2 separate regions of the Homo sapiens genome follow, and region 2 is linked to region 1. The links are chromatin loops, found by intact Hi-C in ENCODE. Cell type or tissue: endothelial cell of umbilical vein. All regions are shown on one strand. Each heading gives the region's core, and the rest is flanking DNA. Links, peaks and the distances in the headings are about the cores only.

What was found. Hi-C counts contacts between places; a loop is a spot of excess contacts. Peaks named below come from ENCODE experiments on the same cell type or tissue, not always from the same donor. Only the 100,000 strongest peaks of a DNase experiment are listed, where the experiment ranks them.
Region 2: a loop joins it to region 1, with 4 times the contacts of the local background. A loop is called at or near these places in 4 of 110 quality-filtered maps.

The regions. Positions count from the first base shown.
Region 1 is chr6:150,998,254-151,009,715 of GRCh38, forward strand. The region is part of intron 20 of MTHFD1L (methylenetetrahydrofolate dehydrogenase (NADP+ dependent) 1 like); the gene reads left to right. Among named protein-coding and RNA genes, the nearest start is that of MIR12131, 99 kb to the right of the region's middle. RefSeq lists enhancers at 10,703-11,441, 11,442-11,462. In endothelial cell of umbilical vein, for the core only: no CTCF peak of the experiment used is centred there; a DNase peak (open chromatin) is centred at 6,438; H3K27ac peaks cover 4,456 bases.
Region 2 is chr6:151,053,537-151,064,998 of GRCh38, forward strand. All of the region lies in intron 26 of MTHFD1L (methylenetetrahydrofolate dehydrogenase (NADP+ dependent) 1 like), which reads left to right. Among named protein-coding and RNA genes, the nearest start is that of MIR12131, 43 kb to the right of the region's middle. RefSeq lists enhancers at 6,530-7,729, 7,977-8,146 and a cis regulatory region at 8,062. In endothelial cell of umbilical vein, for the core only: no CTCF peak of the experiment used is centred there; DNase peaks (open chromatin) are centred at 6,225 and 6,775; H3K27ac peaks cover 5,505 bases.

The sequences.
Region 1 (11,462 bases), core at 3,186-11,185:
TATTGAGTTACTACATTGTACGATCTTATAATTGTAAAGTTTAAGATATTTTCCTTCTGTCTGTCTTAATTTATTCTGTAATCTAAGTTGTCCTGCCAGGAATGCTGGCATATTTACTTTGTTTTTGAATTCAATAATCATAGTTTCTCTTGCTAAGTTACATTAATGGTACCAAAAAAAAGTTACTGCATGGTTTTTGAAACTGTTCTTTCCTAGGAAGTTTTAAAGTAAAATGTTTTTACCTTTTATTGTTTACACAGGTTAAGCATCCCTAATTCAAAAATCCAAAATCCAAAGAAGTGCTCAAAAATCCAAAGTTTTTTGAGTGACAACATGATGCCACCAGTGGAAAATTCCACACCTGATCTCGTGTGGCGGGTTGCAGTCAGCATGCAGTTAAATCTTTCATATATGCACAAAATTATTAAAACTATTGTCCAGGGCCAGGCACAGTGGCTCACACCTGTAATCCCAGCATTTTGGGAGGCCAGGGCAGGCAGATCACTTGAGCTCAGGAGTTCGAGACCAGCCTAGGCAAGGTGATGAAACCCTGTCTCCTCTAAAAATACAAAAAAAAAAAAAAAACATTAGCTGGGCACGGTGGCACACACCTGTAGTCCCAGCTATTTGGGAGGCTGAGGTGGGAGAATCACTTGAACTGGGTGGCAGAGGTTGCAGTGAGCCAAGATCATGTCACTGCACTCCAGCCTGGGCAAACAGAGGGAGACCCTGTCTTAAAAAAATATATATACATATATATATATAGTTTAGGCTATGTCTATAAGGAGTATATGAAATATAAATGAATTTCATGTTTAGACAGGGGTCCCAACCCCAAGATATCTCGTTATGTATATGCAAATATTACAAAATCTGAAAAAATTTAAAAGCCAAAAATCACTTCAGTCTGGTGCCAACCATTTTTGCATAATTGCATTTTCCATGTTGCATTTTGCAACCATTTTGCATAATTCTGTACTTCTTTCCCTTTTGGGTTTGTTTTCATAACTGCTCAGTAAAAAGTGTTCTGTGTCATCTTTCCATTATTTTGGGCTAAATCATGTTAATGGCCAAGCCTGTCAGAATTCATTTGTTTTGAGTTAACTTCCTGGTGTCCAGTTCTCAGGAGTTGCAAGAATAGAGCTCTTCCCTCATGCAATCATCCAAAATCCCAGGCCTCTAACCAGGATTGGGGAACACCACTGTTGGCCAAGAGCAGAAGGCTTAAAGCTCTGGTCATAGTCATGGCACTGTACAAACTGTTCTTGTTCCCTACAAGAACATGGGAACTATTTGGATAATGGATTTATGAATTTAATTCTGATGGATTTTTATAAAGGAGCTAAAAATAAGCCTATATAATTTATTACATGTATAATCATATAATTTTAAATGTGTATAATTTATAATATTCATCGAAACATTTCTTTTTGGAAATTAAATTTCACTTTGGTCAAAATCATCTTACAAAACAAGATGACTCATGATGGTTCTAAATAATGTAAACCGGTGTCTGTAACTAATTAATGCTCTGGAGGAAGGAAATTCTGAGTTCTGACACAAAAGCACGTCTAAGTGGTATTGGTATTTTCAAAGCTTTTACTACAACCAAAAATATGTTCACGTGTACCTGTCTCCTCTTTACACTGCTTACTTTCTCTATCGCTTTTCCCAAATACGTCCCCAGTAACTTCCTCATGTTCTGTGCACCACCTCCAATCTTCCCCTAATGTGTATGAACTTGGTCATCACCAAAGAGGTGGAAAGGAAGAAGGGCATGTGCTAATATTAATATTGAGGTTTGGGCTGGGTGTGGTGGCTCATGCCTGTAATCCCAGAATTTTGGGAAGCCGAGGCAGGTGGATCACGAGGTCAAGACATTGAGACCATCCTGGCCACATGGTGAAACCCCGTCTCTACTAAAAATACAAAAATTAGCTGAGTGTGATGGTGCACAACTGTAGTCCCAGCTACTCGGGAGGCTGAGGCAGGAGAATTGCTTGAACCAGGGAGGTGGAGGTTGCAGTGAGCCGAGATCGTGCCACTGCACTCCAGCCTGGCAACAGGGAGAGACTCTGTCTCAAAAAAAAAAAAAAAAAGAAAAAAATTGAGGTTTGTGCCAGTTTCTTTTTCCTTTAGGTCTCCTGATATGTGTCTAGTTAGTTCTATATACTTCCTGGAAATTCGACTCCAAGATATTTAATAAAACTAAACAGGGTTATATGTTGAATAGACAAATCCTAAAGAGCAGAAAGGATTTAGTGGTTAGTGAAATTTCATTGACTTAAGATGAGTTGGATCCTCAAAATTAATATATTCTAAACAAAGTTCTATTTTTAAGCTGCAGTAATAATGCCGAATTTCTCTTATAGTTAATTGAATGATTTATCCTGGTGTTGTCTCCTGGTAGTCACTGAAAAAGTCATTACAATCCTCACTTTCTCCCCTTTAATTCAAGTTCAGAATTCATGTGTTGCTGTGACTTTTTTTGAGTTTATCTGCAGACAGCTGCCATTGAATAAACATGTTTATATAGGGCAGAAAAAGGCAGCCTGAAGATTCTACTTTCTATTTCTTTTAGCACTGTTTGGCAGTTAACACCAACAGCGCTTCAGAATGAGGTACTGTCCAGCATACACCTTGCTTGTTCCTCTACAAAGCTTCTATTTTTGTTTTTGATTTGTTGTGAGGAAGCAAAGTGTAGCCTTTACTTGAATGAAAGCTACAGTTTTATTTTTCTTTCTTATTTACAAGAAATTCTTTTGATGATTAAGTTAGCCAGATACGCCCCGTGCGCTCATATTTCTTAACCTATTTTGAGCTGAGCTAGTTGCAAGGACTAGTTCTTCTGTGAAACCTCTGGCAGTCCATAAATTCAAGTTCGTGTCCAGACGTAATGGTGAACTCAATATGTTGTATATTTGATATATGTTTGTTGCACACATGGAGAGAAAAGTTGCTACCATTGTGAAGTAGCCATGAAATCCGACAGTTCTAATTTCTTTATCTTCTGAGTACCCATGGAATAAAGGACCTCTTAGTGCCATAGCAAGGCAGAAGTTTAATTTGCAATTCTGGTGGCAACATCCAGGTATTTCAAGTAGAAATTAAGAAAACTTTACGGAAAAACTATCTCAGCACTTCAGTTTAACTATTTTTCAAAGTCCAAGGAGGGTTTTCCCCAGTGTAAAAGCAGAAATGAGAATTTCAGATCTAAAGCGGTTCTTGCCTTTTCTTTTCCCTCCATGCACATGTGCTGACAACAGAAAGTAAAATTTGAAAAGAAAACCCAGGCTAGAGCATTGGGGTCACTCATTTCCCATCCAGCGAAGGGAGAGCTGGTGCCTGGCTGGGGGAGGTTAGGAAGGCAAGTCTTGGGATCTGATCACTCGGCTGGGAGTGGGTAAAATACCTGGACCTCAGGAGGCCGGATTGCAGCGCCAGTGTTCTCTACCTGTGTGGCCTGTTCCTGCCTGGGGTTGGGTACCAAGTCCAGGTGGAAGTGGTCCCTGGAGCATCCTCTCTCTGAAGTGTTTCTTTGTCAAACAGAATACTCCCTGCTGCTGCCCCAGAACTCATCACTGTTGACACATGGACCAAGAACTAGCAGAGGAGGTGATTTATAATCTCTAAATGAATTGCTCTAAAAGAGACAACAAGCACTCTGACTTAAGTAAAGGAAGGGAGGGTGGGTGGAAAGGAAGGAGGATCATAAAGAACATTCTAGATTGCATACTTTGGTAATCACAGCAGGGCCTTATTGCAGTTAGAACAAAAGCCTGGACACACTTACCTCTCAGTTCAGGAAAATAATTTAGAGCTACTTGTTAAATGCTGGAGTATTATTGAAGTACCAAGTGTTAAGATTTTCACTGAAAGCAAAACTGACCAAGCAGCTCAGCTAGGGAAATGCTATGTGATCAGTTGATTGTTTGATGAGGAGTATGGAGCAGGGACTTTGGCAGAGGTTGCTAGCAGACAGGCCTTGGTTTTAGTCCAAGCTCTATCGCTTAATAGCTGTGTGACCTTGGGGAAAATTATAAAATTTTCCAGTCCTTAGTATCATAAACTGTAAATGGAGGAGAAAGATGCCTCACAGATGTTGAAGGTGAAGTGAGACAGGACACCTAGTACATTGCCTGGCTACATAGAAAATGTTTCACAAATGTTAACTTGAGGCCCTCTCCCCATGCCTCGGTCTCTTAGAATGGTTTTTCCCCATCGTGTGCACATTGAGCGGTAAGGCGGACAGCTGCCGCCGCCCATGCTGCCCCATGTTGAGAGCATTTCTGTTGACCTTCCCTTCTTCCCTGTGAAGCTGGTTCAGCAGTCACCTCATCACTGTTTTTCTTCTCCAGAGAGTGCTGGGTTGTAGCGACCATACTGTTGACGCAACACATCCCAACCACGCTGGACGGAATTTTTACTGCGATAATTCATATTCCAGGATCTTACAGTGCACAGGGTTACAACGATTAGCATAATGATCTTGCACAATCTTTCTGCCTAGCATGTAGTGCATTCGTAATATTCTCAGAGGAGGCGTCTAGAAAGCGCCAGGCTCCTTCCTCCTGCGTGAGCCACTGCAAGCTGTCGGCGCCTCAGTGCTATGGAGACCTTGGGTGGATTATTCCTTGTTGGCGGGGGGAGGGTCCCAGCTGTCCTGTGCATTATAGGATATTTAGCAGCATCCTTGCTAGATGCCATTTACAACAATCAAAAATGTCTCCAGGCATTGCTAAGTGTCCAGGTGGGGAGCGGAATAGGCAGAACCGCCTCCAGTCGAGAAGGGCTGAACTGTACTTAGGATTTGTGATTCTGCAGAAATGGGTTCTGTGAATGCACTAAAGCATGAGAACATCCAAAAATCAGTGTGGCACAGAACTGAATTCAAATTTACCTGGATCCAGGTAAATAAGCACAATTTTGAAAGTACCAAACAGAATTCAAGAAAAACAACAACAACAACAAAAAACACATTAAAAACAGAAAAGTTGGCCGGGCGCCGTGGCTCACGCCTGTAATCCCAACACTTTGGGAGGCCGAGGTGGGCGGATCACCTGAGGTCAGAAGTTCGAGACCAGCCCGACCAACATGGTGAAACCCTGACTCTACAAAAAATACAAAAATTAGCCGAGCGTGGTGGTGGGTGCCTGTAGTCCCACCTACTCGGGAGGCTGAGGCAGGAGAATCGCTCGAACCTGGAGGGCGGAGGTTGCAGTAAGCCGAGATCGCACCATTGCATTCCAGCCTGGGCAAAAAGAGTGAAACTCCATATCCAAAAAAAAAGGGGGGAAAGGTCAGAAAGACGTTCTTTTTCACTAGGTGATGAATTAATCTTTCCCATCTTTGTCATGTTAAAAATGTGCCTGTGGCTGTTTCTCCACTAAATGAAGACACTGGCACACAGATGATTGTGTGTAAACACTAGGCAAGACACTAGGCACAATCGTAGGGGTTCAGTAATTATTGAATGAGAAGAAAGAAAGGTTGTTCTTGAATTCTGTGATGTGAGTGTTTAATGATGTTTTTGAGGAGAATGCCATATGTAGCAGACAGAACCCTGGGCTGGGCATCAGAGGGACCGGGGGCACCACACTGGGCTTTGTGTCATTATCTCCAGAAAGTAACTGGCCTGGTGCACAGGAGAAAGTTAGAGTACATTGTCCATACAGTTCCCACATAGCTGTAGGGTTTTATGAACCCATATTTTAAAGGGCCTTCTAATGAAGTGAGGATGTTAATGCTTTTTTTTAAAAAAAAAAAAAAAAAAAGAGAGAGAGAGATTGGTGATTACTTTAAAATCTGAGTCCTGGCCAGGACTCACGCCTGTAATCCCAGCACTTTGGGAGGCTGAGACGGGCAGATCATTTGAGGTCAGGAGTTCGAGACCAGCCTGGCCAACATGGTGAAATCCTGTCTCTACTAAATACAAAAATCACGCTCCTGTAATCCCAGTTACTTGGGAGGCTGAGGCAGAAGAATCACTTGAACGTGGGAGGCGGAGGTTGCAGTGAGCCAAGATCACACCACTGCACTCCAGCCTGGGCAACAGAATGAGACTCCATCTCAAAACAAACAAAAAAATCCAAGTCCTAATTATCGCTGCAGCTTTCTTTAATGTGTGCAGTAAGGTGGGGACATACAGAATAACTTAAGATGTAGAAATCGTCTCTCCCTCCCTGAAGAATATCATGGATACTACATTTGCCTGCCAGGAATGTTGTGTTGTTCTGGTGTTCTCGTTTCTGCCGTTATCATTGTTTCTGCTTAATTTTTACAACACAACTCTGGCCGCACCCGTGGATGATCATGGAAAGGCAGCTGCCTGGCTTTCCAGAATTGTTTTGACTCTCCATCTGAACCCAGAGCTCTGTTTCCTGTACAGGTTGCTAGCAGTATTTACCCAAATTGTCCCTTCCCAACTCAGACCCACTGACCCTTCCTTTCTCAGCTGATTACGGGTTTAAGTTTGAATCAAACCATGCTATAGAATCACTATCTAGCAGCTTCTGTGCTTGCACAATAAGAGTATTAGTCAGCGTTTCCTGTTTTCATTCATATTGTAAGTTGAATAGCTGTAACAAAAGGGAAAGAGATTGCCAAGACAAATAATTCTTATGGCTTGTGCAAACAATTTATTACAAGCCTTATTAAATATGCAGCTTTCAGAAGTCTACGTGATATGCCTTTCAGCAAAGCTAAATCCTACTATGTGGACTTGCTTCATGACTTAAGAACAAGTCTATATTGAATTTAACATTAAATAATTATTTGGCCTGTATCTCTTTTAAGCTTTGTTAAGAACTGCAAATATGATAAGGGAATAAATTGCTCATTTCAAGTCACTAAGAAAACCTAACCTATAGGTTATATATGTTGGCAGTTCCCAAGAAGTACCTAGGAAATGGAACCTTCCTATAAGAGTGGTTTGTCCCCTTCTCACGAGATGGGTCTTCATATCAAGGCCCCCTAAGGCACAGATACACAGCACTCCACAGTGTCCAAGTTCGTAGTAATTGGTGGCACCTTATTAAAGTAGTTTTTACTTTCATAATTACTGATTACACATCAGCATACCTTTTCCATGTTCTGTTTCCTTGGCAGCCTGATATTTGAATACAAACGACATAAAAGTGATTACATGCAGCATTTCAGGACAGTTTTCAAACTGAGAGAATTTGGCACTTTCTTTTATTTTCTTCCCATTCTTCGTCTATTTCCTTTGCATTTGGAAGCCAAACTCCTCGAACCTTTACTTCTGCATGTTGTTTTCGTCCCCTAGCTAGAGTTCTCTTTATTACTACTTTTTTGTTTCCAATTGGTCTCTTTTTAAAAATAAAACATGGTGAAACCCCATCAATACAAAAATTAGCCGGGCATGATGGCGGGTGCCTGTGATCCCAGCTACTCGGGAGACTGAGGTGGGAGAATCAATTGAACCCAGGAGACGGAGGTTGCAGTGAGCTGTGATCGTGCCATTGCACTCCAGCCTGGGCGACAAGAGTGAAACTCCGTTTCAAAAATAAATGAATAAGTAAATTAAAATATGAAATTAAGCTTAGCTAGCCTGTGTAGATGTTTTAGATGGTCATATCTTTATCGGATATGACATTTATGCCTTTCAGTAAAACCATTGTAGTATTGTAAGAAAAAAAGGGAAGTATGATAGGGAGGACTAAGAACATATTTGTACTTCTATGTAATGCTATTTTATGTGTCTATTTCCATTGAAGTGTGGCCTTGACATCACTGGCTCCCAAGTCCCATCCTGTTTTTTCATTGACCTGCTTGTGCCAGGTACTGCGTTAGGAAGTGGAGCTACCAGATGAATAAGGCGTGGTCCCGCCCTCCATGTGGGAGACGGCACGTCAGTGTACTTAGGATGCTGCATGTGGTGACAGATGAGGGCCCTGCAAGGGAGCACACCACAGGGCCGGGAGGGTGGGATGGGCGGGAGGAGTAGCCAACTTTGCCCGAAAGCATCAGGACAAGCTTCCAGGAAATGGCACATCCAAGCTGAGTCTTGGACAGCGGGTTAAAGAGGCAGAGAGGGGAGAGAGGAATGTTCCACATGGGAAAAGAGGTCTGGAGGTGACAACAAGTAACATAGAGTATGTGGGCTGTGCCGGAAGCTTGATATTACAGAGGCACGAAGTCTGAGGCAGGGAGTGTGAAGGAAGATGAAGGTAGGGGAAGGAAGTTTACACAAGGGTGGCCTTGACTTTTATATTAAGGCACTTTAGGGAAGCAGGAACCACTGAAGACAGGAGAACATGGTGACTACACGGGCGCATTGAAGGGGGGAGGAGCTAGGTTTTTGAAGGGAATTTGAGCTTGCAATTTTTCAAGGGCATTCAATGGTTATAAATGAAACTTTTCATTAATATATTTGTGTCCAAGTGTTTTTAGATGTGCTTTTCTGCTACTCTCTTTTTATTTGGTTTGGAGATAGATGGTGACTTTCCTTCAGTGCCTTCTATGTGTCTTGACATGTTAATGTCTCAAACACATGGTCCGTATCATCATGGAGCTTGCAATCTAACAGGGTAGTTTAACACATAAATATGCATCCAGTTGGAAAGAACTTAGAGATCACTTGATCAGCCCCCGTTATGTAAAATGTATGCAACAATCTACCTCCAACTATAGGGCGACATTAAACAGTTTTTCAAAATACCATGGCATTGAAAAAAATGCGTAACATTTGGGTTACTTCAGTCCCACTCCCCGGTACTAATCAGGCCAGTGAACCAGTCTTGCTGGTGAAATAATGACTTCTCCAGTCATGATGGATGATTTCCCTTCATCATGACCATTTCTTCCCTGGCTCTGCCTTTACCTATGAATCTCTTCTTTCCTCCCTCTCCTTCCTCCTCTTGGTCTCTGCCTGCCATACCCAACTCCACATTTCTCTGCTTGGAAAAATCCTACTTGATTCTCAGAGCCTGACTCCATCACCCCCTCTCTCCAACCCTCCCAGGCAAACTCCGTCCCTCCCAGTGTGCCGCCCTCCAGCTCTCTCTAGTTGAATAGCAGATGTTCTCTCTCCCACTTCCCTGCAGGGCTTCAGGGTAGTGACCCTAAGAGTGAGCTTCTACCAGTGAGAAAAACGCCTGGATGGAGCAGGAATTCCCACAAATGCTTAGGAATTCAATATGATTTTTAGCAAGTGGGAGAATTATCCTTTTGGTTACAAAGATGTGAACTATTTTTGTGAGTTCTCAGTATGCACCAAGAAAAACCCCAGTGACTCAGTAATGTACCTGTGCCGTCTCACTTAACCCTTCCAACAAGGAACTTGCCAAGGTGCACAGCTGGGAGGGATCCGGGGTCCCGTCCGTGTGCTAACCTGCAGGACAGCGCCGCATAATCCAGTACTGGGGCCTTATTGTCCAGCCTTCCACCTCCAGGAGCCCACTCAGTGATGACTTTTGACAAAAGTCACCCGGATTATCCCTCTTTTGGGGTCCATGATGCCACCAACGGCTAAAGTTAACAAATGCATTACCAGGAGGTACCACTGAGGTAAGGATTGTTACTGTAAGTGATTTTCTCTGATTTTGACCACTACAAGTAAAATCACAAGATTTGTCCCAAATACTATATAAAGAGGAATGTCTTTTATTTCTCGAAATTGTTCTGCCACTTTGTTTGTTCAAATAACACATAATAAAGGATAAATGGCTTGTAGCTATATTTATCCAAATTGAACATTTTTGATGTAATTTTTTTAATTTGTCAAAAGCATATCAATGGTCATAAAAATTTTTTATGTCCTCTGGCCCTATTACCTTACCCTTGGGAATTTATTCCAAGAACGTAATTTGAAAGAGATTAAAGCACATAGGCACAAATATTTTCAGTGCAGTATTGTTTATATTGGAAACAACCCAAATGTTCAGTAACAGGGGGAACAATTTTGTAAATCTTGCTACAGCAACTTAACAAAATTATAAGCTGCCACTTATAATTGTAAATTTTGAAAGTTTGTAGCACAGCAAGGAAACTGATCATGTTAAATGTTTCTGATATCTTAGTTAATTTTTCTCCCGCCAGTTCCGATCGGTGTCCTGGTCATACCGTCAGCATATAAGTATGTATTTCATAAACATTTACTTTGTATTAACTCAGTAGTATTCCCTTCCTAGAGTGGTTTGCTTCCCAGATTGTAATGGACAATCATCTCACCTGGGGATCTTGTAACAATGTGATTCTGATTCTGTAAACTTTGTGGGGAGCCCAAGATTCCACATGTCTTAGAGGCTCTCAGATACTGCTGATGCTGTTGATCACGAATCACGCATTGAGCAGCAAGGTCCTAGAGCTCTTTGTGTATGAAGAAGATACTACTGACCCAGTGCCTCGCTATCTTGAAAGGCAGCTGTGACCTTTCTAGCAACTGAGGGGGTGGGGACTAGAAACGAGTGTTTTCTGGTGTTTCTCTAATAAAGCTGCTGTCTTGTATCCAGATTGACCATCAGTATCCTTATGCCCTTCAACTAACTTGAAATTTGTCAGTTAACAGAAATTACTGGGTGGCACTAAAATAAATTATTCTTAATATAAAGGGTAAGAAAGGGTCGGGTGTGGTGGCTCATGCCTGTAATCCCAGCACTTTGGGAGGCCAAGGTGGGCAGATCACCTGAGATCAGGACTTTGAGACCAGCCTGGCCAACATGGCAAAAACCCGTCTCTACTAACAATAAAAAAAAAAAATTAGCCGGGTGTGGTGGTGGGTTCCTGTAATCCCAGCTACTTGGGAAGCTGAGGCAGGAGAATCGCTTGAACCCGGGAGGCGGAGGTTGCAGTGAGCTGAGATTGTGCCATTGCACTCCAGCCTGGGGGACAAGAGCGAAACTCCATCTCAAAAAAAAAAAAAAAAAAAAGAGTAAGAAAGGATCTTCCATTGTAATCATACTATCATTGCCTTTTGAAACAATTTGGAACCTGATTACAAAGTTGAAAATCCCCATCTGTATGAAGAAAAGCTTCACTGGCTGGTCACCTTGGCTCAACGCCTGTAATCCCAGCACTTTGTGAGGCTGAGGCGGGTGGATCACAAGGTCAGGAGTTTGAGACCAGTCTGGCCAACATGGTGAAACCCCATCTCTACTAAAAATACAAAAATAAAAAATTAGCCAGGTGTGGTGGCAAACACCTGTAGCTACTCAGGAGGCTGAGTCAGGAGAATCGCTTGTGCCCGGGAGGCAGAGGTTGCAGTGAGCCGAGATCATGCCGCTGTACTCCAGCCTGTGCGACAGGGCAAGACACCATCTCCAAAAAAAAAAGCTTCACTGTGAGTTATGATATGGGAAGAAAAGTCTTGGCCTGGCCACCACAAGGAATCCCTCAGGCCTGGCGGTGGGAAGCAGAGGAGGGCGCAGTCTCTTTAGGGCAGAAAGTGAAGAACATTTCTATGACAATGGGGAAATCAGTTCACCTTTGTGTTGGTAAACAAA
Region 2 (11,462 bases), core at 1,922-9,921, 54 kb after region 1:
ATCCTCTGTGCCATCTAAAAATATATATAGTTTAAAACGCTGGCCAGGCGCAGTGGCTCATGCCTATAATCTCAGCACTTTGGGAGGCTGAGGCAGGTGGATCACCTGAGGTCGGGAATTGAAGACCAAACTGGCCAACATGGTGAAACCCCCTCTCTACTAAAAATACAAAAATTAGCTGGGCATGGTGTTGGACTCCTATAATCCCAGCTACTAGGGAGGCTGAGGCAGGAGAATCTCTTGAACCCGGGAGGTGGAGGTTGCAGTGAGCCGAGATTGTGGCACTGTACTCCAGCCTGGGTGACAGAGTGAGACTCCATCTCAAAAAAAAAAAAAAAAATGCTTATCATTGCACAGATAGCTGTACAGTTTTTTATTATTTATGATAACGGTAACTGACTTTTTGTTAAAGCTGGTTTGGAATCTGGAGGTTATTTTAATTTTGATAACTTTATGATTTTAACTTTTAATTTTAACTTTATGATGTTTGTCATAAAAGAGTGGAATGTGCTCCTATTTTGAGATGGAAACATTTCGGCAGGGAGAGAGAAGAGAGACACCAAACCACCTAACAGCCAGGTTCCAAGGGGAGATTCATTCAGCGTCTTTGAAGCATTGTTAGTTTTCATTTGAGGCATAAATTGGAAACTTATATCTTTCTTTGGAGTAGGAAGTATTTCAGACAGAAAAAAAATGATTGCTACAACAACATCACGAAAAAGAACAGAAGGTTTCATGAAGAGTAATAAAGTTAAGTTTATGAATTAGAGCTTCAGATGGGAAATCTTATTTGGACAGTAAATGGTTAATGGTACAGGGACACCATGATGGGGGATCTTTGCAGCATTGAAAAAACACGCGTCCATAAATCCTTCTCTAGCACTTCTTTGTGATCACAGAGTCAAGCTGAGGACAATGATGGAGTGCTCCAGTTCATCCGAAGTGCACGAGTCCCCTTTGCAGCAGACTCTGACATTCCCGGCCCCTCTCCGGAGTGTTATCAACATGCAGTCAGTGCTCTCTACGTCATTACTTTAAAAACAAAAACTCGGCCAGCAGCAGTTCAGTACATCTTCAAAGATCTTGACTTGTAATTTTTTCCCCTGCATCTTCTCTATTGAGCACATGAACTGACATCTTTCTACCCCCAAATAATCAGTTCTTTCCCCCTAAATAAAATGGGTAATCCAAAAAAGACCCATCAAAAGGAAGCTAAAGATAGTAATGCCTAGGTAGTTTCGGGACCAGAATGATTGTCTCTAAATATGTACATGTACAGTGATTACGTGTTTAAAATGTTTAATGACTTGGAGAAATAGTGTGTTGAGTGGAGAAAAATGAGATTTAGTAGAGCATAACGTCAACAGTGTAAAAATACATAGAAAAGCAAGCAGGAATAAAGGAATGTTTAAATAAATTACAAAGATAAAAATTAAAACCGTAATTCAGCCGAGCCTGGTGGGTCATGCCTGTAATCCCAGCACTTTGAGAGGCTGAGGCAGGCAGATCACTTGAGGTCAGGATTTTGAGACCAGCCTGGCCAACGTGGTGAAACCTCATTTCTACTAAAAATACAAAAATTAGCCGGGCATGGTGTTGGGTGCCTGTAATCCCAGCTACTCAGAAGGCTGAGGCAGAAGAATCGCTTAAACCCAGGAGATGGAGTTTGCAGTGAGCCTAGTTCGCGCCACTGGACTAGACTAGGTGACAGAGGGAGACTCCGTCTCAAGGAAAAAAAAAAAACTTAACTAGAACATTTATTGAGCACTTACTAGGTGCCAGCTAGTGCTCTGAGTGCTTTGTGTGTATTAACTCATTAATGCCCCCAGCACCTCTTGAGGTAGATTAAAATCTCCATCTCGGTTTTACATGCAAGGAAACCAGAGCAGGAAGAGCTTCAGGAACTTGCCCTCCTAGTAAAGATAGAAAGTAGCAAACCCAGGATTCAACCCCAGAAATATTATATACTATGTTTGTGCTGAATCTTTTTTTTTTTTTTTTGTTTTTGGAGATGGAGTTTTGCTCTTGTTGCCCAGGCTGGAGTGCAGTGGCGCGATCTCGGCTCACCGCAACCTCCGCCTCCCAGGTTCAAGTGATTCTCCTGCCTCAGCCTCCCAAGTAGCTGGGATTGCAGGTGCTCACTACCACGCCGGCTAATTTTGTATTTTTAGTAGAGACAGAGTTTCTCCATGTTGGTCAGGCTGTTCTCAAGCTCCCGACCTCGGGTGATCTGCCTGCCTCGGCCTCCCAAAGTGTTGGGATTACAGGCGAGAGCCACCGCACCTGGCCTTTGTGCTGATTCTATAGTCTTATTTTCACATCCTATCAGTTACTGTAAGTAACTCTTGATTCCAAGAACTGTATAATAGGAAAGGGTAGCTTCCAATTATCTACTCTTGCTTGATAATGCATTAATTCCACATAGCCTTTAAAAGTTTAGTAAATTTTAGGATAAATTTTCGAACTGTTATTTCCTATTGGCTGTTAGAAAATTGTGTTGCTCAAAGGGGAACATGTCTATTGTGCCTTGTGGAGATTTTCCTACAGCTTTTCTGGCTGACCCGTCACTTGCACTCTGGAACTCTCCTAAACCAGATACGGCCCACCACGTGGCATGGTGTGGATCCTGGACTTTCTGTCATCCGTTAGGTTCATATTCTTGAAGCAAGTCTAGAACTATTTTCTGAGAGATTCCCTGGCTGTTGTTCTGTGTTTGGGTGGGTTAGTCACCTTTTTAGGTGAGAGACTTGATTTGGGTACACAGTTTCACAAAAGTATTGTCAACCCTGCTGGCCAAGTGACTGACGTGCTGGGCATGGGAGCACACTCCATCGGCATGGCAGAGTGGATTCACTCCATGCCATTGCCAGAGAATAGGACTTTGAACCACAGCCACCCGGCTTTTTCTGAAAGGCCTGCTTGGGCAATGATGCCTGGAGAATTATCTGAAGAATGCAGTCTGTCCATTCCTCTGGAGATGGTCTAGTTTTTATCCCCAGACCAAGCTGAACCTCTTAGAGCTGTGCATTTATATTGTGTGGAATTGCCTTCAGCGACGTGTTCTATAACGTCGTGTTCTTGTCACCTTTTGAGGGACACTGGTGCTGTGGGGAAGATCCTCACCAATACGCAACAGCAGGGCCCTGTTCTCTCACCTGCCATCCCCTCTGGAAAGCTCACAGAGAGGGTTTCCTGGGTTGCTCCTTTTCCAAGCAGGACTTCTACTGTAGACTTACAGCTCCAGTTACAAGCCTGTGTGCTTGTCTGTTTCCCCACAAGGTGTTCTGACCTGGGAGGGAAGGGACGGAATCCTATTCATCTCTGAATCCTAAATGCCAGGCCTAGCACTTGGCACACAGTGGGTTCCAGTTGTGGAATGAATTTTTTTCAGTCCTGACAATAAATGTTGGGGTTCTTTAGTTTGTTTGTTGTTATTGTCTGTTTTATTTGTATTTTGGGGTTTTTTGCTTTTTCCCCCAGGGAATGAAAATGCCTTCTCCATATGAACCAGACATATCCTGGGGCTGGGGCTGAGTGTCCTTTGTTGTTTGCTCTAATTATAACTAATGAACAGTTCAGCTCTGGTAATTGTAGGCTTGCTGGACCCAGTGCCTGCCTTCTAACTGAATCTTGACTCTGCTCCATTATGTATTTTCCATGATCCTGATTTCTGTCAATCTAATTTTTAAATTTCATTCTAAGGCAAACCTGCTCATGTTCTTCGCTGAAATCAACCTCCCCTTTCTGGAATGGACATATGGAAAATTGGAGGCAAAATATAATAATGGTGGTGACTCAGACTGCTTTAAGGCCTGAGAGACCGGCCAGGTACTGTGGCTCACGTCTGTAATCCCAACATTTTGGGAGGCTGAGGTGGGTGGATTGCTTGAGCCCAGGAGTTTGAGACCAGCCTGGGCAACATAATGAAAACTCATCTCTACAAAAAGTTACTGGGCTCAGTGGTGTGCACCTGTAGTCCCAGCTACTCAGGAGGCTGGGGTGGGACCATCGCTTGGGCCCAGGAGGTAAAGGCTGAAGTGAGCTGTGATTGCGCCACTGCACTCCAGCCTGGGCAACAGAGTGAGACCCTGTCTTAAAAAAACAAAAAGACCCATGAGACCTAGACTCCCCCTGTCAAAAATACTCACACACACACATATACGATAAGATAGTATTTCTACCTTTTCTTTCTCAAAACATTCCACAGAACAGTCTTACCTTCGAGGAGAGCCGTATGCATGACCTTTTGTTTGTTTGTTTGAGACGGAGTCTGGCTCTGTGGCCCAGGCTGGAGTGCAGTGGTGCCATCTCGGCTCACTGCAACCTCCGCCTCCCAGGCTCAAGTGATTTTCCTGCCTCAGCCTCCCAAGTAGCTGGGATTACAGGCGCGTGCCACCATGCCCAGCTAATTTTTGTATTTTTAGAAGAGACAGTTTCACCATATTGGCCAGACTGGTCTCAAACTCCTGACCGCACATTATCTGCCTGCCACCACCTCCCAAAGTGCTAGGATTTCAGGCATAAGCCACCATGCCCAGCTGGAGGCCTTATTTTTACTGCTATTCAGAGAACCTGTGGCTTATCCATGGAGGGCTTAAGCTTTGCCTTTTCTCTTGCTCATTTCCATACCTAGCAAGAGCTTAAGCTGGTTTATTGCACTGACATTCTAATGAAATATAAATAGCTTCTCAACAGAGAGATAAGAAAGAGGAGTATCTAGTACAGCAAGACCCTCTGGGTGGGTCAGGGCCAGCTGGGGCCGTGCCGGGGCTCTGAGTGGAGGAGGTGGCGTGGGAGCACTGATGCTCGGGCTCTGTCACATCCGTTTTTGGCATTTGTCCTGGCAAAGGCTGCATTTCTGATCTTTCAGAAAGCTGTGGGTACACTGTACAGAAATGTGTTTTGCTTGCTTTGAAGGATGACCTACTGGCTGACAGCCAGCCAGAATTAATTCCATATACATTTGCAGATTTTCAGTATGAGAGACGGCAATTAGCCTACAGAAACCCATTTAACCCCCGAGGTGGAGCTGTATGGTGAAGACTGTTATTTATGGGAGTCTGTGTAATTTGCCTCTGTGACAAGGGACAGCCATGGCTCAGGAGGGCCCACGCCACCCTCCTTTTCAAGGACTCCTGCCCCTGCCTGAGTGGCTTGGCCTGGCCTGGCCATGTGAGTCTTGTGGACACGTGCACATCAGTCAGGGACCCCTGTGGTATGGACCAAAGGGTTGTTTTTTACTGTTTTAACTTATTTAATAGCATCTCATCAGTATTACAGGCATGTGCCGCCACGCCAGGCTAATTTTTTTTGTATTTTTAATAGAGACGGGGTTTCACCATATTGGCCAGGCTGGTCTTGAACTCCTGACCTCAGGTGATCACCCCGTGTCAGCTTCCAAAGTGCTGGGAGTACAGGCGTGAGCCACCGCACCTGGCCCACAGAGCTTCTAAAGGAAATGTGTTGGTTTTTTAATCAAAGTTGAGGCAGTGCCTCAGTGAGGGGCAGGCTGGAGCAGTGGTAAGCGCGCTGAAGGAGTCGGGCTCTCTGGGCCCAAAGTCCTGCCCTGGCCACAGAGTGGCTCCCTTCCCCCTGAGGTGGGATGATGTTCTCCAGGGCCTTTTAGCTCCAGGCTGCTACAGTTCTAAACTGGTGGTGGTGGTGGTGGTGGTGGTGGTTGTGGTGGTTGTTTTAGATGCAGTCTCACTCTTTTCCCCAGGCTGGGATGCAGTGGCATGATCTCGGCTCACTGCAACCTTCGCCTCCTGGGTTCAAGCGATTTTCCTGCCTGCGCCACCACGCACAGCTAATTTTTGTATTAGTAGAGTTGGGGTTTTGCCATGTTGGCCAGGCTGCTCTCGAACTCCTGACCTCAGGTGATCCGCTCACCTCAGCCTCCCAAAGTGCTGGGATTACAGATACGAGCCACCGCACCTGGCCATGATTGTTGTTTTTATAAAATCAGAATATAAAATTTGAAAATGTTCTTTTTTGGTGAGAAATGAGAACTACCAAAGGAGTAAAATGCTCTAAAAGCCATCAGGTCCTTCCCACAGTATTGAGGCTCTGCTCTTACCATTTTGTTAAATAAGTTTTGTTCCTAACACTCTTTGTGATATGAAGTATTCTTGCTAATCAAGCTGCCCGGAGACTGGCGTTTCCCAGAGCAGTTTCGAAAGTGGAAATGATGCTGCATTTCCTACCCACAGTCTGGAGGGTGGCTGTGCTCTCTGCACGGTGGGTCTGTGCTGCTCAGTTACGGGATGGTAAGGGAAGGCTCTAACTCGGTGTCTTACACCATGCACTAGGGAGTCGCCCGCTTTATTTACGAGCGAGTTGATGCTTTCAGTGGGTTTTGGCTTTGCCTGGTTCCAGACTCAAGCCCTTCCTCTAATGTAGGGCGGGTACAAGAGAGACTTGAGCAAGGATATTGGGATTTAAGGGAAGGGCAGTGCAGGCCAAGGTCAGCAAGAGGACATCTCTAAGATGAACAGCACTGCATTTGTGGGAAGCAACCCTGCCATAAACAACTCAGTTAACGTTTACATAGTAAATAATTGCATTGCCTTGGGCTGGAATAGGGACGCCAGAAGGTATAGGACCATGTGGAATTCAGAAAAGGGAGCCCTGAAGAATGAGATTTTATTGTTCTTACCAGGAGAGTCCAGGTGCTAGAGTTCTCTCCTTGTAAGTGACTAACCTTCTCCCTTTTGGTACACAATCCTCAGATGAACGGAGATGATTCATTAGGCCATTCTAGCTTAATGGATGCATCACTGTGCAACCACGCAAATGCCTCATTTCTGATTCACTCATTTAATATTTATTGAGGAGTGCTGGGTACTAGGCCATTAGAAGAACAAACAACAACAACATAGGCCTGGACCTTGCACTTGCAGAGTTCACAGGCTAGAGAGGCACACAAGTTAAATATAGAGACAGCTGAAAGAGCTGACGTCTGGGACAGAGGGAGCCCCCTGCTCCAGGAGCCAGGGAGCAGATGCCATGGGGGGCTGGCAGGGATAGGGAAGTCAGGCCAGGAATGGGGTTACCTAAGCCGGATCATGAAGGACGAGAACAGACTCACCAGGGGTCGAGGGACAAGGAGGCAGCAAGTCCGCAGCATGAAGGCAGGAGAGAACATTGCTGTAAGCCTTTACCATGGCCACTGCATGGGGAGGAAACAGGAGATTTGGAATGAGCTGTGACACTGGGCAGGAAAGCAAGACCCAGGTCTTGTGAGGCCTTGAGCGTCAAGCTTAGGAGTCAGGACCTGGGGATTTTAAGTACAGCAATATCATAATTACATTCATGTTTCAGAGAGATCACTCAGGCAGCAGTCTGGAAGGTGGAGTGGAAAACGGAGAAATTAGTCATGAAGACCTATTTAGAAAGTAGTAGGCAAGAAATACCCAGGGCCTAACCTGAGGTGTAGGCAGGGGATGGGAATGAGAGCAATTACCGAACTAGAATGAACTAAACTCAATGAACAGGAGCGGGGAAGAGGGAATGCAGAAATGGCTCTCAGATTTCTGACTTGTTCGCTTAATGACTGGGGTTGTCATTTGTTTAGATAAGCAATAAAGAACCTAGAAACAATTTTAGGCGGAAGATAGTTGTGTTGGGAGCCCCTAAGACCATGATTTATTACAGCACAAGGATACAAAGCAAAATTAGCAAAAGGAAACAGCACGTGGGGTCAAGTCCAGGGGAGCTCAGGCGCAAGCTTCCAGAGTACTCTCCCCATAGAGTCACACAAGATACACTTAGTTCCTCCAGCATTGAACTATGACGACACCTGAAATATTGTCTGCAGAAGAGGCTCATTAGAGACTCAGTCCCCAAGGTTTTTATTGGGTAATGGTCACGTACCAAATTTCAGTCTCTCAGAACAAAAGCAAATGTTCAGCATAGACCATTTTGTTTGTGAAATTTAGGCACAGTGAGCCCCTCTTGTCAGTTAGAGGATAGTTGAAACCCTCCCACAATCCAAGTTCTCAGACTCAGGCCTGCTACATTATTTCTTTCCTACACAGTAGTGGATTTGGTTACTAACATGTTGGATCTGAAGCATTTGTTGTAATTTACAGTGAAGATGTCCACTGCACAGTTCCGTATTGAGTCTGAGGTTCACTGGAGACATCTGTGCTATCAATGAAAGTTTCTGGAGTCATTAGCCCCTCAAAGGGTCATTAAAACCAGGTCTTCTAGAGAGAAAGTCTAACCCTGTATTCCTTTAAACCACCATAGAGACCATCTAGTTCTTCACATTATAAAAATGAGAAAACTGAGTCCCCAGCGATGTGGCTTGGTTGCACATTTTTCTATTTCAAGTCTGTTACTCCTTCCATCATACCAGACTGCCTCACAAAATGACAAAGTCAGGCATTGTTCATAAAAGAACAAAATGGCATTTAGGTTATAAATCAGGCCCTTGTAAGTTTGGTTAATACAACTTATTTCCCAAAGATCCTGGTCCTCAGACCCTCAAAAGGAGAGCTGATCACATCAAGGCCTCTACCTGGAAGGAATTTCTAAGCAGCCTCTAAGTCAACTGTTCATGTTCAGTCCACCTTGATTTACAAAGAACAGTGAATCATTAAGACCTTTCTCTCCAAGGCCGGGTGCGGTGGCTCACGCCTGTAATCCCAGCACTTTGGAAGGCCGAGGCGAGCGGATCACGAGGTCAGGAGATCGAGACCATTCTAGCTAATACGATGAAACCCCGTCTCTACTAAAAATACAAAAAAAATTAGCCAGGCTTGGTGGCGTGCACCTGTAGTCCCAGCTACTCGGGAGGCTGAGGTAGGAGAATGGCGTGAATCCGGGGGGCAGAGCTTGCAGTGAGCCAAGATCGCGCCACTGCACTCCAGCCTGGAGAACAGAGACTCCATCTCAAAAAAAAAGACCTTTTGCTCCTCTTTGCTCTTGTGTCTGTTTAACAGATTTTTATGTTAACAGGCACTCTGTTTGCCACTAGGAATAAAAAGATAAATGGGACAAAGTCTTTGCCCTCAAGTTACTTATATTCTAGAGCCAAGAAAGAGATAGATGAAGAACACATCTTATATATTAGGACTGTGTTGGGGGCAGGAGTAGGCAGAGTAACCCTTTGGATATGGGAAATGAAAATAAATCAAACTCAAAACAAGTTTATTATTTGCTTGAAGCTCTGGTAAAAGATAAAGTGAAACCTGCAAACTGTAAAATGAAGTTGCTGCTACACATTTCTCCAGTTTTGGATTTCATTCTTGGATGGCCTTTAACTTGGATAGAAGGATACAAGACAGCCATATATATATATATATACAGCTGTTGCTCTTTAAGATATCCACTTCACCCTGTTGTGGGGTGGGAGGAGGGGGGAGGGATAGCATTAGGAGATATACCTAATGTAAATGTCGAGTTAATGGGTGCAGCACACCAACATGGCACATGTATACATATGTAACAAACCTGCACCTTGTGCGCATGTACCCTAGAACTTAAAGTACAATAAAAAAAAAAATTAAAGAAAAGAGATCCACTTCGCTCAGCACATGTGATTTGGCTTTGGTCTTTGGTGTTAATTTGGATGCCTAAAGAACTGACTTTCCTTGATGCTCACTCCAGCCTTTTTAGGACTAGATTGGATACATTTACATGTTTGCTGGCTGTTTTTTCTACAGTCACACATCCTACCCATAATAATATTGCAATATTCTAAGTTGTCTTGGAGGATATCATCAAGTAGGTGTCAAGTAAAACTTAATGGTAGACTGTAAATTTTAAAACAAGTTACAGGTCATTTGTGTAGTCTCTCTCTCTATATATATTAAAAGAAACAAAACTTTTCCCTCTTGAATCTTTATTCCTATCTCAGCTTCATTTATTGCCTCGTTTGTCATCTAAATGGTCTTTGTTCTTTCAGCTTTCAAACATGATTAATTGACATTGTGCAGCATAGCACAGGGAAAAGGCTGAATATTTTGTATGATGAGTAATCTAGTTAAACGCCCATCTTTCTTTTCAACTTTACCAACAAATGTGTCTTATGCAGATGTAAGGGCGGTTTGCTTATTTCCCTGTTCAAAATTTTATGCTATTAGCCTAGCATAGCATGTTTCTTTTCCATTGAGCTAGCCAAAAATAATATTGACAAATTCATGAAGCCTTCCATCTGATACTGTTGCAAACTTATGCAAATGTATTTTAGACTGTTAAGGGAATGTAAGAATTAAATAATTAAACATCCAAATGTCAAGAATGGGATAGGAAGAAGTAACTGGCCTCATGTTGGAAGTTAATGAAATATTTGAAAATATACCTTTAAAATCAAAGACATGAATTTGTGTTTTGGGTTTTTTTTTTTCAGATTTGAATAAAGCAGAGTATAATATTATAGTTGCTGCAGGAAGTTATGAGCATTTCTGGAAGTGCTTATTTTCAGCACATGCTACTTAGAATTTTAAAGGACATTCAGTGTATCTTTGTCATGAATCTTTCTACTGGGACCAGGCCACTCCTGGATGAACTCACAGATTGAGAGCTTCTCAAAATGTAAAATCAAATTGTCTTTTAAAATATGCTATTTTAAAGTTCTGGAGAATCAATGAACTTTAAATGAAAATCGGCCAATACTTGGCAAAAAGTCAATTTGAAGAGTTGTCTCTTTATAATCTCTGATTTCACTTATAGAGCTTGCTTCCAAAAAAAGTACTACGTATGTCATAAATCTGAAATGTTTTGCTTTTATGCCATTTTTAAGTCCTGATAAATATTCTTGAAGTGTTAAATTATTATTATTATTATTATTTGAGATGGAGTCACTCTGTCGCCCAGGCTGGAGTACAGTGGTGTGATCTTGGCTCATTGCAACCTCCGCCCCCCCGGATTCGAGTGATTCTCCTGCCTCAGCCTCCCGAGTATCTGGGATTACAGGTGCCTGCCACTGCATCCGGCTAATGTTTTGTATTTTTAGTAGAGACAGGGTTTTACCATCTTGGCCAGGCTGTTCTTGAACTCCTGACCTTGTGATCCGCCTGCCTCGGCCTCCCAAAGTGCTGGAATTATAGGCATGAGCCGCCGTGCCCAGCCAGTGTTAAATTATTTTTAACTTGTTAGAAATAATTGTCCCACAACTTACTGAAGGTTGGTTTAATATTCACTATTGTTCCCAAAAAACTCTTAAAATATTAAACCAACTCATAGCTCATAACTTTTCAAGGTAGCAAGTGTTTGCTAATCTTAAAATGTGTTACTATTCTTTTTTTGTTTTTTTTTTGTTTTTTTGTTTTTTTGTTTTGAGATGGAGTCTCCCTCTGTCACCCAGGCTGGAGTGCAGTGGTGTGATCTTGGATCACTGCAACCTCCACCTCCTGGGTTCAAGTGATTCTCCTGCCTCAGCCTCCCCAAGTAGCTGGGATTACAGGCGTGCCACTACGCCCAGCTAATTTGCTTGTATTTTTAGTAGAGATGAGGTT